Linked DNA regions of Homo sapiens: region 2 is linked to region 1. Evidence: chromatin loops called from intact Hi-C (ENCODE). Cell type or tissue: endothelial cell of umbilical vein. All regions are shown on one strand.

Region 1 (8,000 bases):
TGAAATATAGTACAAATAAACCAATCTTGAAGTGATCCCAAAACACCTCCTTCTAATCAGTCAAAGTAGATATTACAAAAGCTAAACATTAAAGCTCATGTACTACTATCATAGGGGCAGCTCTCAGGTTCCTTTTCAGAGTCCATTTAAGCTTAAGGGAGGGAAAAATGTATTAATAAGCTGTTATCTGTTTTCCTACTTCATAACAAAATGCCAGAAGGAACTGCTAAAGGTGTGCACAGTGGCCATCAAGAAGTATGTGACTGGGCCGGGCGCAGTGGCTCACGCCTGTAATCCCAGCACTTTGGGAGGCCGAGGTGGGCAGGTCACCTGAGGTTAGAAGTTTGAGACCAGCCTGGGCAACATGACAAAACCCCGTCTCTACTAAAGATACAAAAATTATCTGGGTGTGGTGGTGTGCACCTGTAATCCCAGCTACTTGGGAGGCTGAGGCAGAAGAATCGCTTGAACCCAGGAGGTGGAGGTTGCAGTGAGCCAAGATCACACCACTGCACTCCAGCCTGGGCGACAGAGCGAGACTCTGTCTCAAAAAAAAAAAAAAAAAAAAAAAAAAAGTATGTGACTGAGGAAGCAGAAGAAACAGATACCTGTTATAAACATCTGTACCTGAAATGGTAAAAAATGTAAAGTGTTTATACTTTTCTTATTTACCAGTTCACTGGAAAATACATTTTTATGGATTACCACCTCCTCTGATGCTGCCAGGTGAATGAGGAGTTAGCTACAGTAATAAGGTGGTAACACAGTTGATTGGTTATATCTAACACTATTTGTGTGGTACCAAAAGCACTTGTACATATGAAGCATAATATATTTTAAAATTATTTATTTTAACTGCATCTGAAATAGAAGGAAAAAAGGAGGTTTTTGAGCCCTAGCATTAATGAGCTAGGGCCTTCATAATTAAAAAAGTGACCTAGTGAGCTGTACCTATTAGGCATCAAATATTTTAATTTTTTTCCATGTGATAACAGACACTTTCATTTCTCCTTTTCTGTAATTTTTCTCCTGTTCCTTAATACTTCTTTTATTTTATTAAAGGAAATTCATCTCAAGGTAAAGGTTTACTTATTGGACTATGTTATAAGATAGCAAGATAATAGGGAAATGGTGTTTCCAGTAGAATTTTTGCTAAACAAAATTTACATGTCTCCAAGAAGAACTGGTTGTCTTCCTCTTGGAATTAAATGATCTGTAGGCTATTGGATTCCTTTTTTTTTTTTTTTTTTTTTACAAAGTGATCTGATCTATAATTTAGTAATACGGTCCAGAGTCCCTAAGATCTGTTTGTTCTTCAGTTTGTGTACTGCCAGCATTTCTGTAACACTGCCACTCAAGCCTCCAAGTCTCAGACAGCAGTGCCCTCTAGCAGTCTTTCATTTGGAGATTGTGTGGTGATTGAGATTACCCACTGGTGACCTCTCTAGGTCCTCTTGAGATATTTTATTTTAATTTAATTTTTACTTCTCTTACTGAACAAGCAAAGGGATTTTTAATGTTTGTTGGGTGTCAGGCTTTGACTTTGAGGGATCTATTAAAGCTGTTTACCTATGCTAAAGCATCATAAACTAAGGAAGTGGCCAGGTAATTGTCCGTACCATATTGTATATTCTTGCAAACTCTGTTTTGACCTACTAGTCACTGTTTCATCAGTTTTCATCTATTAAAAGAAACTGGGCCAGGCATGGTGGCTCACGCCTGTAATCCCAGCACTTTGGGAAGCCAAGGCGGGCAGATCACGAGGTCAGGAGATCAAGACCATCCTGGCTAACACAGTGAAACCCCGTCTCTACTAAAAATACAAAAAATCAGCTGGGTGTGGTGGCGGGCGCCTGTAGTCCCAGCTACTCGGGAGGCTGAGGCAGGAGAACAGCATGAACCCGGGGGGCGGAGCTTGCAGTGAGCCGAAATTGTGCCACTGCACTCCAGCCTGGGTGATAGAGCGGGACTCCGTCTCAAAAAAAAAAAAAAAAAAAATATATAGAAACTGATAAAACAAATTATTTATGTTTATAATGAGTCTGGCCTCATTGCAAAAACATTCATTTAATATTCATCTGCCAATTTTCTTTTTTGCTTCTGCTTGGCTTTTAGAGTTCCTCATATTTTTGTGTCTCTGTCTCTGTGCTTTCCGAGGTCTTTCAATCTCTTATGTCTCTCAATCTAAAGAAAAGATGTCCTTGTATCAGTTTCAGTGGTTTACTTCAAATCACAACACAAATGAATTTATAGTTTGGAAAAATGTTGATAATATTAAAATATGTTCATTTCCTCCAGTGTGTTTGTAGTCTCTCTCCATTTTGGCAGCCTTTTAAATACTTACGCAGTAATCTAATCAGAAAAGATACAGAAGACACCGGGCATAGTGGTGCACGCCTGTTAGTGCCAGTCACTTGCGGGGCTGAGGCAGAAGGTTGGCTTGAGCCCTGGAGGTGTAGGTTGCAGTGAGCCGAGCTCGCGCCACTGCACTCCAGCCTGAGTGACAGACTCTTGTCTCCAAAAAAAAAAAAAAGAAAAGAAAAGAAAGAAAAGACATAGAAGAGTTTCTTGTGGCTTTTATAGTAATTTGGAGGATAGAAAAGTAAGTTATAGGCCGATATTTGAGCCCATCCAACTCTCACTTCTTGCTGAGTACCACAAAATAGTTTCTCAATAAATGTTTATTAAGCAGTAAATGTATCTCTTTAGTGTTTCTTCTTTTATTCTTAATAGTTCTTCTTTTATTGTTAATATAGGGAATTACTTGTAGTTTTTCCCAAGTTATTTTCATGAGAACCAAAACAATATACTAGTACAGAAATGCCTCAAAGTATTAGATGAAAACTGCATTTAGTAAAATGCGTAGGCATTATTTCGAGAGCATTTATTTCAGTCAGATATATTCCTTTCTTAAAATTTAGTTTGAAAGTACATGTATTATTTTAAGAGAAACATGCCCCAAATACAATGACTTTTTAGGAAAACTTGTTTTTTAAAAGTATTTGTGGTACCTGTGAGTTTATCCTTGTTTTCTAATTTTGCCATGCTCGGTTGAGGTATAGCATGACATGGTTGGCATCCTTACTGGAAAGCTTCCTTGTGCAATATCTAGTGGAATTGTTAGGGTAAACAGTATCTTCAGGTATATTAGGAAAATTACTTGTGCACTTGGATTATGCTCTCTGTCCCAAGTTTCAGTCATTGCTGACAGCGTTCAGTGTGGGATGCGCAGTAGCACTGCTTCCATTGTATTCTTTTGTTAAGAGGTTTGGAAAGAGAGACTCCTGACTTCAGGAGTTTTTAGAAAAAGCATTCCAGTTTTTTCTAGTTCTAGAGGCCTTGATAACTTTAAGAACTGAAATTTTAATGTTTATTGAATACCGTGATGTCAGTATACAGTAATCTTAAAACTATGTTAAAATGCACTTGTGTCTCCAAACATCCTGCCTTCTTTTGTGACTACATCCTTCTCTTAGCCAAAATAACAAGCTAACTAGAGTTTCAATATTCAATATCCTTCTCTGGCAGATGTTTTCTGGCAAAGGCCTTCCTGCATTTATGAATTCTCTCTCAAGAAGCAAGAGAACACCTGCAGGAAGTGAATCAAGATGCAGAACACAGAGGAATAATCACCTGCTTTAAAAAAATAAAGTACTGTTGAAAAGATCATTTCTCTCTATTTGTTCCTAGGTGTAAAATTTTAATAGTTAATGCAGAATTCTGTAATCATTGAATCATTAGTGGTTAATGTTTGAAAAAGCTCTTGCAATCAAGTCTGTGATGTATTAATAATGCCTTATATATTGTTTGTAGTCATTTTAAGTAGCATGAGCCATGTCCCTGTAGTCGGTAGGGGGCAGTCTTGCTTTATTCATCCTCCATCTCAAAATGAACTTGGAATTAAATATTGTAAGATATGTATAATGCTGGCCATTTTAAAGGGGTTTTCTCAAAAGTTAAACTTTTGCTATGACTGTGTTTTTGCACATAATCCATATTTGCTGTTCAAGTTAATCTAGAAATTTATTCAATTCTGTATGAACACCTGGAAGCAAAATCATAGTGCAAAAATACATTTAAGGTGTGGTCAAAAATAAGTCTTTAATTGGTAAATAATAAGCATTAATTTTTTATAGCCTGTATTCACAATTCTGCGGTACCTTATTGTACCTAAGGGATTCTAAAGGTGTTGTCACTGTATAAAACAGAAAGCACTAGGATACAAATGAAGCTTAATTACTAAAATGTAATTCTTGACACTCTTTCTATAATTAGCGTTCTTCACCCCCACCCCCACCCCCACCCCCCTTATTTTCCTTTTGTCTCCTGGTGATTAGGCCAAAGTCTGGGAGTAAGGAGAGGATTAGGTACTTAGGAGCAAAGAAAGAAGTAGCTTGGAACTTTTGAGATGATCCCTAACATACTGTACTACTTGCTTTTACAATGTGTTAGCAGAAACCAGTGGGTTATAATGTAGAATGATGTGCTTTCTGCCCAAGTGGTAATTCATCTTGGTTTGCTATGTTAAAACTGTAAATACAACAGAACATTAATAAATATCTCTTGTGTAGCACCTTTTACTGTAGATTAGTGCTTAATTTCTTGGCTTGCATTTGTTGATTGCTAAGGCAATTTTTTCTAATCTTAGGGAATCATTCAGTAGATGCGATTAAAAAACTAATGTTGGGTCAATTTTTTTCTTCATTTTCAGCACAAGAAGTCCTCTTATATCCTACTAAATACATTCCTAAAAATGTATTTGAACATTGGTTCTGTAAAAGATAATGGACTAAAAAAGTAGAGAGGAGTTGTAGAGATCTTAAATCATTCTGGAATTCCTAATTATGCTTCAATTTTTAGACATAATTTTAGATAATTTATTTCCAGTGTTTTCTGCATGTTCTCATTTGTTCTTTTTCTCAGTTGAATGCACCAACTGGTTTGAGTCCTGTGAGCATTCAGTCAGTTGAAATTAAAGATTCCTCATTTCTCCTGATTTCTATTCTTGTCTCAATCTTAAATTTAGAGACCAGTTGTTTTTATGATATCAGCCATTTGATTTTTTTCATTTTCTATTTAAGAAATATGAAGAAAAAATACACCAAGATGGTCAAATTACTACACAAATCAGCACCAGCACAGTCTGATAGCTGCAAATGTCCATTCATCTGCTGTGTATGTATATCCAGAATCAGCATAGGAAGTCGTTCAGGATATCAGTATATAATGCACAGAAGTGTGGGTTGTTTGAAAGCCAAACAGGAAAATTAGGAGCCTCCTGGATTGACATTTCAATGATCCCTCTAACCAGTTTATGGATTATTATGAATAATAGTGTAGTGTGTTCTTTTTCAGAAGTTATATTTGATAATAGAGAAGGGAGTTTTATGGAAGTTTCTTTGAAGATTTTTTTTTTTCCATTTCGAATCAGATTATAGCAACAATGGAGTTTGGAAGTTTGTATGGCCTATAATGTTCTAAGTTCCAGAATGAAAAGATCTGTAACAATCTGAATAGATGTGGACACATATAGCAGAGAGAACTATGTAAATTATCTTGCAGAACAAAATAGAAGGGTCCTAAATCACGTTAACTCAAACATTGTAGACTAGCTTTGTGTTTATTCTTCAGGTCCTTGCGCCTTATTTGGTTTTGTATATTCAACGAACTGAAATATTTGGAATTCCTATTTCTACGTATTTGGTGGTCCATAAGACTTTGTCAAATGTAAACCTACAGTTTGATACGCTTTAAAATACCTAGTTAAGAGGATGATTTCTCTTTAATCGTTTAAATGTTCTGAAAATTAAAATCTTTTGAGGCACATGAAGTGGGCACCATATATCATCTAGAGTCCTTACTGGTATTCAGGATGAAAATGTTCACGCTGCATTAATTGTCATTTTTCTCTCCCATGTTCTTTCTCACTTTGATACGTTAATACTGATAATGGATAAAGAGTGAGTTTTTATAATAAATGGTTTTGGAAAGGTATTCATAGGAACCGCGGTTATTTACTTAAGGTTATGGAGTAAACTAGCTTGGACCTTGGGCTGCAGGACGACTAGGATTCACCCATAACGACACAGTGCCCTATGTTTCTTAACTTCTTGTTGCCATTTGAAACTCTGTACTCTTATGTTTAAAGGGTTCTGTATAGCCATTTTTTTTTTCAGAAAGTTACATTGCTTTGTATAGAAATAAAAGGCATTATTAAAATTTGCTTGTTAAAAAATGATAAGAATGAATATCTTTACTTATAGGGTCAATTTTGTTTAGAGTTTTAAAGAAACAACAGAAGTTTTAGTGAAGTAAATGATTTTTTTTTTCCCTTTGCTTTCTTATTACATACTGACTTGAGCTCTGGCCCACCGTGAGTCATTATTAGTACAGATGAAATTTTGTTTGGTCTTCACTATGTGTTTTTTGTTTGTTTGTTTTTTGAGACGGAGTCTCGCCCTGTCGCCCAGGCTGGAATGCAGTGTTGCGATCTCCACTCACTGCAACCTCCGCCTCCCAGGTTCAAGCGATTCTCCTGCCCCAGCCTCCCAAGTAGCTGGGATTACAGGCGCGCGCCACTACGCCCAGCTAATTTTTATATTTTTAGTAGAGACGGGGTTTCACTATGTTGGTCAGGCTGGTCTCGAGCTCTTGACCTCGTGATCCGCCCGCCTCGGCCTCCCAAAGTGCTGGGATTACAGGTGTGAGCCACCGCACCCAGCCTTCACTGTGTTCTTATACTAAAATATACTCTACTTAGCTATAAATGGTTTACATTCAAAGGAAGAAGTAAGATAACTACTGAAGTAGAGTATCAGGACCAATAGAAGTGATATTTCAATTTGAGTGATTGCCTGAGGGGGTAAGATTCTGGGGTGAGAATCTAGACCCTAACAAAACTAGACCCCTGGCCTCAGGCTTTACATCCAGTCCAATGCCCTCTTCCCATTGTCCCAACCTTCTGGAGGGTTGGCGTGTAAACATTGACATAAAATGAAAAAAATCATTTGACCGTGCTTCTTGTAAACATCAGTAATCTAATTTTAACTGAAAACATGCTAAGAATAGACATGGAATTGTACATTTATGTAAAGTAGGAGGATGTGTGTTTGTATAGATAGATGGATGCATAGATTTTTTTTTTTTTTTTTTTTTTTTTTTTGAGACAGGGTCTCGCTCTGTTGCCCAGACTTAAGTACAAAGTCGTGATCTTGGCTCACTGCAACCTTCACCTTCCAGGCTCAAGCCATCCCACCTCAGCCTCCCCAAGTAGCTGGGACTACAGGCATGTGCCACCACACCCAGTTAATTTTTGTATTTTTAGTAGAGACAGGGTTTTGCCATGTTGCCCAGACTGGTCTTGAATTCCTGGGCTCAAGCAATCTGAAGTGCTGGAATTACAGGCGTGAGCCACCTCACCTGGCCAGTAGGAGGGTATATTTTATGAAAAAGTAGTTGTGACCCCTATTACCTATGTGAATCTGGTTCTTGGTTAAACCTCAGTGGTGAATATAGGTTAATCATGTGCAAAATGTATAATAATTTTCAGGTTCTGTGGGTGGTTCAGCTGTTCAGAAGATTTTCACCTCTCAGGCTTTTAGAATATGAGTTGAGGAATGATGAGGGTCATAACAGAAGGCAAAATATGCTTCCATAGATGGTTTATATATTTAAAAAAAATGTTTTTTTGCGTATTTTAAACCCTAAATAGTGTTTCTATCCTGTAAGATGGATAAGGTGGATTGGGTGAGAGCATTTGTTAAAGCAGTAGTACAGTACTCTTGCATCTCCTTTTCCCTTTTGCGTATACCTGTACACGTTTGTGTATGTGTATAATTGTGTTCTTTTAGACTACCTACAGAAAGTGCCCTTTGACAAGTAGCCTCTGCATGTTGGTTCTTTGTAGGCTCTACTGTTAATGTGGAAGACATCTCAAAGAAATACACTGGGAATTCCCAAAGGGGAGAGTAAGTTTAGGTTGAAAGTGAAAGAGGTGTTCA
Region 2 (8,000 bases), 500 kb after region 1:
AATGTCTTATAGTGGACATCATGCAGAACATAGTCTTTTCAGATTGTCTTCTTTCATTTAGTAATATGCCTTTAAAATTCCTCCATATATTTTTTGTGTCTTGGTAGCTCATTTTTTTTTTTTTTTGTGCTGAATAATATTCCACCATGTGGACACTTAACCTCTTTCCAGCCTCAAATTTCTGGGCTGTAGTACAGGGGTAATAGGTGGCCTAATCTGAGAGAATTTGTAATAACGATAAACATGAACGTTTATTAAGTGCTTCGTACCATGCGCTCTATTAAATGCCTCTTTCTGCACTGCCTCACATAGTCCTTTCTGAACGCTGCAATGGAGGAATTATTAGCACTTCCATTTTCCAGACAAAGAGACTCAGACCCAGAGAAGTTAAATAATTGCTCAGGGCCACATGTCCAGGAAGGAATGGGTCTGGGATTTGAACCCAGACATTCTGAAGCCAGGTCTTATTATTTGGGCTATAACCTCCTGGGAAGGTTCTTAACAGTGTTTGCACATAGTAAAAACATGTTGCCAAATGGTGCTTCTTCTTGTTAACGTTTTTGAAGTAGAGCCATTTAAATTGTAAGGTCGTAGTTCTTCTCTAATGGCTGAGGATGAAGAAACACAAGAGGCGCTGGGACATTCAGAAGTCACCTAGTGCTATGGGGCAGGTGAGTTTTAGAACTGGACCTAGAAGCCTTGGGTGATGGAGGCTCTGCACTGCTCTGAAGAGAGCGCTGATTCATTACTTACTAGGCCCTTCCTGTGTAGGTCATCCCATTCAAGGCCCCTCACAAGGACCCTGTGAGCTAATTACCCTGAAGACCCCCTTTAGGAAACAGAAGGGCCCAGGAGCCCCATGGTGTTCTTTGCAGTCCCCTTGAATCTTCTCCCCACATTGCCTGTGCCCACCCCAGGCCACTACTCTCCATCTCAGCCCTGGGCCCACACGTGCAGCCTGGCACACATCACAGCACAGAAGCAGCCCAGTAGTGCTTGCGTCTGTCTGGGTCTGGCTGGAGGAGTGGGTGCCTCGGCGGTGGCCGCAGCCCTTCCTCATCACCTCGTCATAGTGCACACGTGTGTCCACGCCAGGCCCCGGGCGGGCAGGCTCATGCTGGGCACATCTGCTCACTCACTCCCTGTCCCCTCCACTTCCTTCTGCCCTGGATTTCCAGACAGAGTCAAAAATGGGTTCACATCAAATAAGATTTGTTTTCTTTCAGTGTCACTTTCCATTTATAGACAGCCTTCTCTTGGGAGGCTCCATCCTCCTTCCTCTGTCTCGTTTTCTTCCCTGGGTATTTGGGGATAAACTCTTGGTGGCTGTTTTGAGCCCTGTGGTCGGCAGCCCAGCCAGTCATTCATGCAGAGCGTCTCCAGAAAGCCAGCGGTTACCTTTACAGGAGTTTATGCTCATTTCTGTGGCCTCTGAGACCTCTGTGGAGCTGTGCCCACATATCGAGTGTGAATTGTTAAAAAGACACATCCGACCTGAGCCAGCAGGGTCCTCCTCCACCAGCTCAACCTGGCGAGGATGACGAGGGGGATAATTACAACAGTCACGGCAGCCGGTAGTTGCGGCACCCTCCTCTAAGTGCCTTACAAAAATGGACTCACTTATTCCTATGAGGTAGGTGCTGTTCTGATTCCTTCAGGCAGAAGAGGAAAGGAGCACATAGAAGTGAAGGCTGTGGTCCACCAGATGCTACATGGGGTCCAGCCCTGCTGACCTCTCCAGCCCGGCCTCCCAGTCTCCCCTTCTAGCTTTGTGCATTCGCCATACCAGCCTTGATTTGGCCCCTGGGATACGTCACGTGCCTTCCTGCCACAGTTCCTTTGCACACACTCTCCTCACTGCCTGGACCACTGTTCACTGCCCCCTACAGCGAATTAACCCTGACCCATCTTTCAGATCTCAGCTGTGACTTCTTCAGGGATGTCCTCCTCTACCCCTCAGCTCTCATTGTGCTGCCTGCCTGTCTTCTACGACACCGGTTGGGGCTTAAATTCTACTTTTATTTTTGTATTTTCTGATTAAGTCAGGCTCTCCCTCCAGACCATGAGGGCAGAGGCTTGAAAGTTCCACCTTGGGCCTGGTGCCGTGGCTCACGCCTGTAATCTCAGCACTTTGGGAGGCTGAGGTGGGTGGATCACAAGTTCAAAAGATCAAGACCAGCCTGGCCAACATGGTGAAACCTCATCTCTACTAAAAATACAAAAATTAGCTGGGCGTGGTGGCGTGCACCTGTAGTCCCGGCTACTCGGGAGGCTGAGGCTGGATAATTGCTTGAACCTGGGAGGCAGAGGTTGCAGTGAGCCAAGATCATGCCACTGCACTCTAGCCTGGCAACAGAGCGAGACTCTGTCTCAAAAAAGAAAAGTTCCACCTTGTATGTAATTCTAACATCTCATTTACCATGCTGGACTGACATGATCTGTTTATTCATCTATCTCATCTTTTGGTCTGTGAATTTCCTGAGGGCAGCATCCAGGTCTTTTTCTAACACAGTGCTCAGCTCAATAAATATCTGGAGAGTTAAAATGCATTTAAGTGAACAGCATAATTTGGGAAAGGGCACATGAAATTTGGGGACTTTTGATGCAGCAAGCTCACAAAATACAATCCTTTTGTACCACCTTCTTGGAACTCAATGATTTTAGAGAGAACGTTAGCTTTAAGAAGGCAAGTTCACTTATAATGAACTGCTCGATAGTTCATTGAACTTTGGATAGTAGAAAGATTCTTACTTTTCCCAAAGAAATATCAAGCTGTGGTTATAAAGCCAAGATAAGTGAGGAAGAAAGGATGTCTGCCCCTTCGAGGTTCATCTGAAGTTTTAGCAAAAGTGGGGCATAAATAACTAGTGGAATCTTGGACATTGTGTTGCGATTTGATACCTTCCAGCCCTTGGCCTTGTGTCCTTTCCTTATCTGTCTTGGATGACATTGCCTGGCTCTTCCACCAGGGCTGCCATCTGCTGTCTTCGACTCCATGAATGTTGTGGCCTCGTTGGAAGGAAACACTCCCTCTTTAGGGTTGGCTCCTTCCAGGGGCCAATCTCCCTTTGCCTGGCGAGTGGGCCCCAGGCATTCACACGGGACTGAGAGAGAGAAAGAGGGAGAAGGGGCTTCTCTTCTACCTGCAGGAGGAGCAGGCAGGGGAGAGCAGAGGGCTGCAGGCCTGTGGCTCACCCAGCAGGGTTGATGAAGATAGAGCCAGGTAACCGCAGGCTCCCACATCCAAACAGGGCCGGGCCTCAGCTCTGGCCCACCCCAGCTCCAAGGAAAACAGTCAGTTCTTTGGAAAAACTGTTTTCGTTTATGCTGCTTCCTCCTTCCTATCATAACAGATTACAAGCATGTTCCCTGGAGGACCGAATGGTGCCTTTCAAGAAGTTAGGAAGGAGCCATTGCTGAGTTGAGAGGATTAACTTGGTTCAACGTGGTAATAGCAGCACAGGATAGATTAACTGGGAATTTGAAAGAACATGATGGAGGCTTCGGTAACCCTTTATGACGCTTGTAAAATTCCAAGCATTTTGCAATATTAACACTGCCTAGGTATCACACATAATAAGTGAAGCGGCCCTTCCCTCATCTCGTCCACCATTGAGACCTGCTCCCAGCACACTCCCCACCACACCATAGGTACTCAGCAAATAGTTGTTAAATGAATACAAGAACTATGAGGCTGACCTAAGGTTCTGACAGCTTTCCAGAGTGGACAGAAAACGTCAATCTCAGCCATACTTTGCTCACAGGCATTGGGTAATGACACATAGACCTGCTTGCTGTTCTCCTTTGGCTTCTAGATCTAGTTCTTGCTTATCCAAAATTACTAATTCCCGACAGTTAACAAACGTAACTGCAATCCCAATAGCTTAACTCAGATCTAAGAAGGGTGTTTTTAAAAACTAGTCATCAAGAAATCCTTCTTACAGAGGAGGCAGAGCCCAGAGTAACTTGAAAATATTGCACAAATATTGAGAAAGAACATCTTGGGGTTTCAGTGGCCACAGCAGAAGAAGCTGAAGGATGTGCTGATATTGGAACGGGAGAGCCAGAGCAGCTTTCCAAACACTGAAAACCCGACTTATCCTGTGGGCGGGAGCCAGGCTGGTGCAGGGGAGCCCGCAGCCAGAAGAGGGCGCTCCGAGCTCAGTGTGCTGGCCGCGCTGGTGAGATCAGAGGACCCTTGCAAAGAGACTGTTTACACTTCAGCTTTGTTTTTCCTGAGTGTTTTTGCGTTCTCTGCAAGAGTGAGGGAGGGTTTTCCTCACTCTGTGCCAAAGAATGATCTGAAAATATAATTAAACTGATGACTTCACATATTAAATACCAAGTCCTAGGAATATAATTGTTTTTAAAATTTCTAATGGACTTAAGTCTTTGATCTCCCTGAAATCTGTGAACAAATTTCCCACATCATAACTCTTTTAACACATCTAAATGTGCCCTCAGGAACCAGTATCTTCTTCCAATATTGACTCTAGCCATAGAAAATGGATGGTTAAACCGAGAAGAGCAGACTGTTACCTCTCTGAGAGTTATTTCTACCTGGTCCATCTTATCAGGTTAATAAGTGTTACTATGTATAAATATAGTAACCCACAATATCTTGATTAAAAAAAAAGCTGTTATTCAGTTGGGATACTTTAAAGCCTTGTTTTCCATTTACATGCCTCCTTGGAAATCTATCTTCTTCCCCACATTTTTCATTCCCAGTCCATAAGGGAAGAGCAGACCAATCCAAGAAGCCCTTCAAGGAAAACAGCATACTTATGTGTAGACCCCGTGACTGACAACTCCAGCATTAAGAATTTGTCCTATAGAAGGACTCACACAAGTGCCCAAACATCAATGCATGAAATTCACTGCAGTGCTGTTTGTAATAGTGAAAATTTGGAAACAATGTTGCTTCAGAATGGAGTGATAAAATAAGTTATGGGTCTAAGCAAATAGCAGGCAGCCATAAGAAAAAGAGCACTAGACACACATGTACACATATGAGTGGGGAAAAGGAAGCCTCAGGACAATATATCCAGAATTATCCCATGGCTTAATTTAAAAATCATATATCTATGTGTAGACACATAGATAGAAAACTGAAAAAATGATTACCCCTGGGGAGTGGGATGGGGTGGCTGAGGAGGAACTCACATTTTATTTTGTTACTGCAGGTATTTTTTTTTATTTTTATTTTTATCTTTTTTGGGACAGAGTTTCGCTTTTGTTGCCCAGGCTGGAGTGCAATGGCGAGATCTTGGCTCACTGCAACCTCCACCTCCCAGGTTCAAGCGATTCTCCTGCCTCAGCCTCCTGAGTAGCTGGGATTATAGGCATGTGCCACCACGCCCAGCTAATTTTGTATTTTTAGTAGAGATGGGGTTTCACCATATTGGCCAGGCTGGTCTTGAACTCCTGACCTCAGGTGATCCACCTGTCTCAGCCTCCCAAAGTGTTGGGATTACAGGTGTGAGCCACCGCACCCAGGCCTACTGCAGGTATTTTCTAATGTAAAGGAAAAAACAACAACTTTTCAAGAGGGCAAGGATGCTGTCCACTGAATCTTTCCCTTCAGCCCCCAAACTTGCTAAGTTCTCTCTCCCTGGAGAATCTTGCCCATCCACCTGCTCCCGCCCCGTTCTCTGCTTCTCTGCACAGCCCAGCTTTCTGAAGGATGTCAGCACCCCCCCAACACCTCTCAGGCATCCCCAGCCCTCTGCAGTACCCCATCTAGCCCACCCCTCCACCAAAACAACCTTGGAAAAGCTTGTCCATGGTCTCCTCCCACACCTGATTGCGGTGGCCTGAGGCCGTGTGGTCAGCTGTGAATGTTGTTCTTTTTTGACTTGACTTTTACTGATTCAGAGATTCCTGCTATCTGGGTTCCCTTTAACCCCCAGGAGACCTGGTCCACCACACTCGCCATGCTGCTGGCTGCTGGCTGCGGCTGCGGCCGAGTGTCTGCCCAAGACTGGGTCTCTACCACATTCTCTGCTGGACTCTCAGCCCAGTGGGCAGCGGAACTTTCCAACCCACTCTGGACAATTCTTGCCCCTCTGGTTTCAATAATAACGCTGGTGTCTGGGTCTTCTTTCTCCTTCTCTTGCTTAGTATCTTGCCCTGGCTTCTCTGCCTTTCACCACCTTTTGGAGTGTGGTGTCCTCAGGGGCCTGTCCTAGGTGGTTCTGTCTTAAATGCATATATGCTCTCTGGGAGTGCTGGTCTGCCTCACATTCTACCCAGGACTCCCAAATCCTGCCCTGTGCCTCCACCCTGGTCTTTGCATTCAAAGCTCCCATCACCTCCAAGAAATCTTCCAGGACATTCTGCAGATAACAGCCCACGGTGGACGTCTTGCATTCTCCTTCTTCCATTGCCTTTGCTTAATTAATGACAGTGCAGTGGTTACAAAATAGCCCAAGCCACTTAATATGCCCTAGTCATATTCCCTTTCCCTCACTCCCACAGGCATCTCCAAATGATTCTACCTAAATATTTCTTAAATATTCCTTCCATCAGTGTCTCAGGTCAGGCCAGCAAATTCTCAAGCCTTATCCATGGCAATTGCTTCTAGTTTTTCTCTCTGTAGCTTATTCCCCTTACCTCATTCACAACATGGCCATCCTTGGCTTCCCATTCACAGATCTGTTCATGCCTTGCCCCTGATCACATTTCCTGTTATTTCTCACTGCCTAAAGGCCAAAGGCCAAACTTCTTAGCATGGCATTCAAGGCTCTTGACTATCTGGTTGCAACTTTTTTTCATTCAATCAACAAACTAAGCACCCAGGATGTGTCATGCCTTGGAGATACCTTTGTGAATAAGAGAGTGTGGCTCATGCCCTTATGGGACCACATTGTAGTGGGGCTTCACAGGCAGCAGACACACACACGCACACACTCACGAGTTAAAGGACAAAGAAAGAAAAATTGTCAGTTGTGTTTTGGAGGATATTTCCTTCGGTATCAAGGAACTGAGGTAGAAAAATAGAGTAAGACCGACTAGCAAGACTCCTTGAAGAGGTGACATTTAAGTTGAGATTTGAAGGAAGAGAAAGTATAGGCTGCGGAGAGTTGCCGTCCTGGTACCTGTGTGCATGGTGCTCTGGGGATGCTTCTGCCGTGATCATGAACTCTTCCAGGGGAGGAACTGCCAGGTCACTTGAGTCCCCAGTGCCTGGCATGTGGTAGGCTCAGTAATTGTGAGAAGAAAACCTGGATGGATAGGCAAGCGGAAGCATGCACTCTGAGATGAGCTGGGTATAATGTCTTTGGAGAACAATTACATAACCAACAATGCTGAAGCCTTGCATTTGCTGGTGTTGGCGTGTGTTGGGGGAAGAATGTCTGAAATGAGCTCTCATTCAGGTTCTTTATCACTTTGGTTCCATGGTCGCCATCCTTGTTATAGTGAAACAGGCATGTATTTTTTTTTTTACAAATAAAAGATAATAATTTTTTTTGTATTTTTCTTTGATAAAATGCTTCACCAGATCTTGCGTCAGTTTTTTTTTTTTTTTTGAGACAGGGTCTCGCTCTGTCGCCAGGCTGGAGTGCAGTGGCGTGATCTCAGCTCACTACAACCTCTGCCTCCCGGGTTCAAGCGATTCTCCTGCCTCAGCCTCCCGAGTAGCTGGGATTACAGGCACCCACCACCACACCCAGCTAATTTTTGTATTTTTAGTAGAGACAGGGTTTCACCATGTTGGCCAGGATGGTCTCAATCTCTTGACCTCGTATTCCACCCACTTCAGCCTCCCAAAGTATTACAGGTGTGAGCCACTGCGCCCAGCCCTTGCATCAGTTTTAAGGGGGAACTTTGAAGCAGAATGATGAAAGGCAGTGTCAGCGGTGGTTAAGTGCCCAGCACAGGCAGTTACATCACTGAATTCAAATGCTGCCTGACAGCAGATCCCAGGAAACCACTCAGGCTTCATAGCTTTATCTATAAAATGTGAATAACAAAATCTTTCAGAGAGTTGCTGGCGGGAG

Evidence for each region. A loop is a pair of places that touch in the nucleus more often than their neighbours do. Peaks named below come from ENCODE experiments on the same cell type or tissue, not always from the same donor. Only the 100,000 strongest peaks of a DNase experiment are listed, where the experiment ranks them.
Region 2: it touches region 1 in a loop (7-fold over the local background); 13 of 110 quality-filtered maps call a loop at or near these places.

Annotation. Positions count from the first base shown.
Region 1 is chr5:142,148,203-142,156,202 of GRCh38, forward strand. It overlaps NDFIP1 (Nedd4 family interacting protein 1), which reads left to right. Exons shown (of 8, transcript NM_030571.4): 8 at 3,529-6,238. LOC107986455 (a long non-coding RNA gene) reads right to left here. Exons shown (of 3, transcript XR_001742907.3): 3 at 6,209-8,000. Among named protein-coding and RNA genes, the nearest start is that of NDFIP1, 43 kb to the left of the region's middle. In endothelial cell of umbilical vein, a CTCF peak has its summit at 3,832 (motif pointing right); a DNase peak (open chromatin) is centred at 3,859; H3K27ac peaks cover 284 bases.
Region 2 is chr5:142,651,719-142,659,718 of GRCh38, forward strand. All of the region lies in intron 1 of FGF1 (fibroblast growth factor 1), which reads right to left. Among named protein-coding and RNA genes, the nearest start is that of FGF1, 30 kb to the right of the region's middle. RefSeq lists an enhancer at 4,026-4,320 and a silencer at 4,189-4,238. In endothelial cell of umbilical vein, a CTCF peak has its summit at 4,136 (motif pointing right); a DNase peak (open chromatin) is centred at 4,163.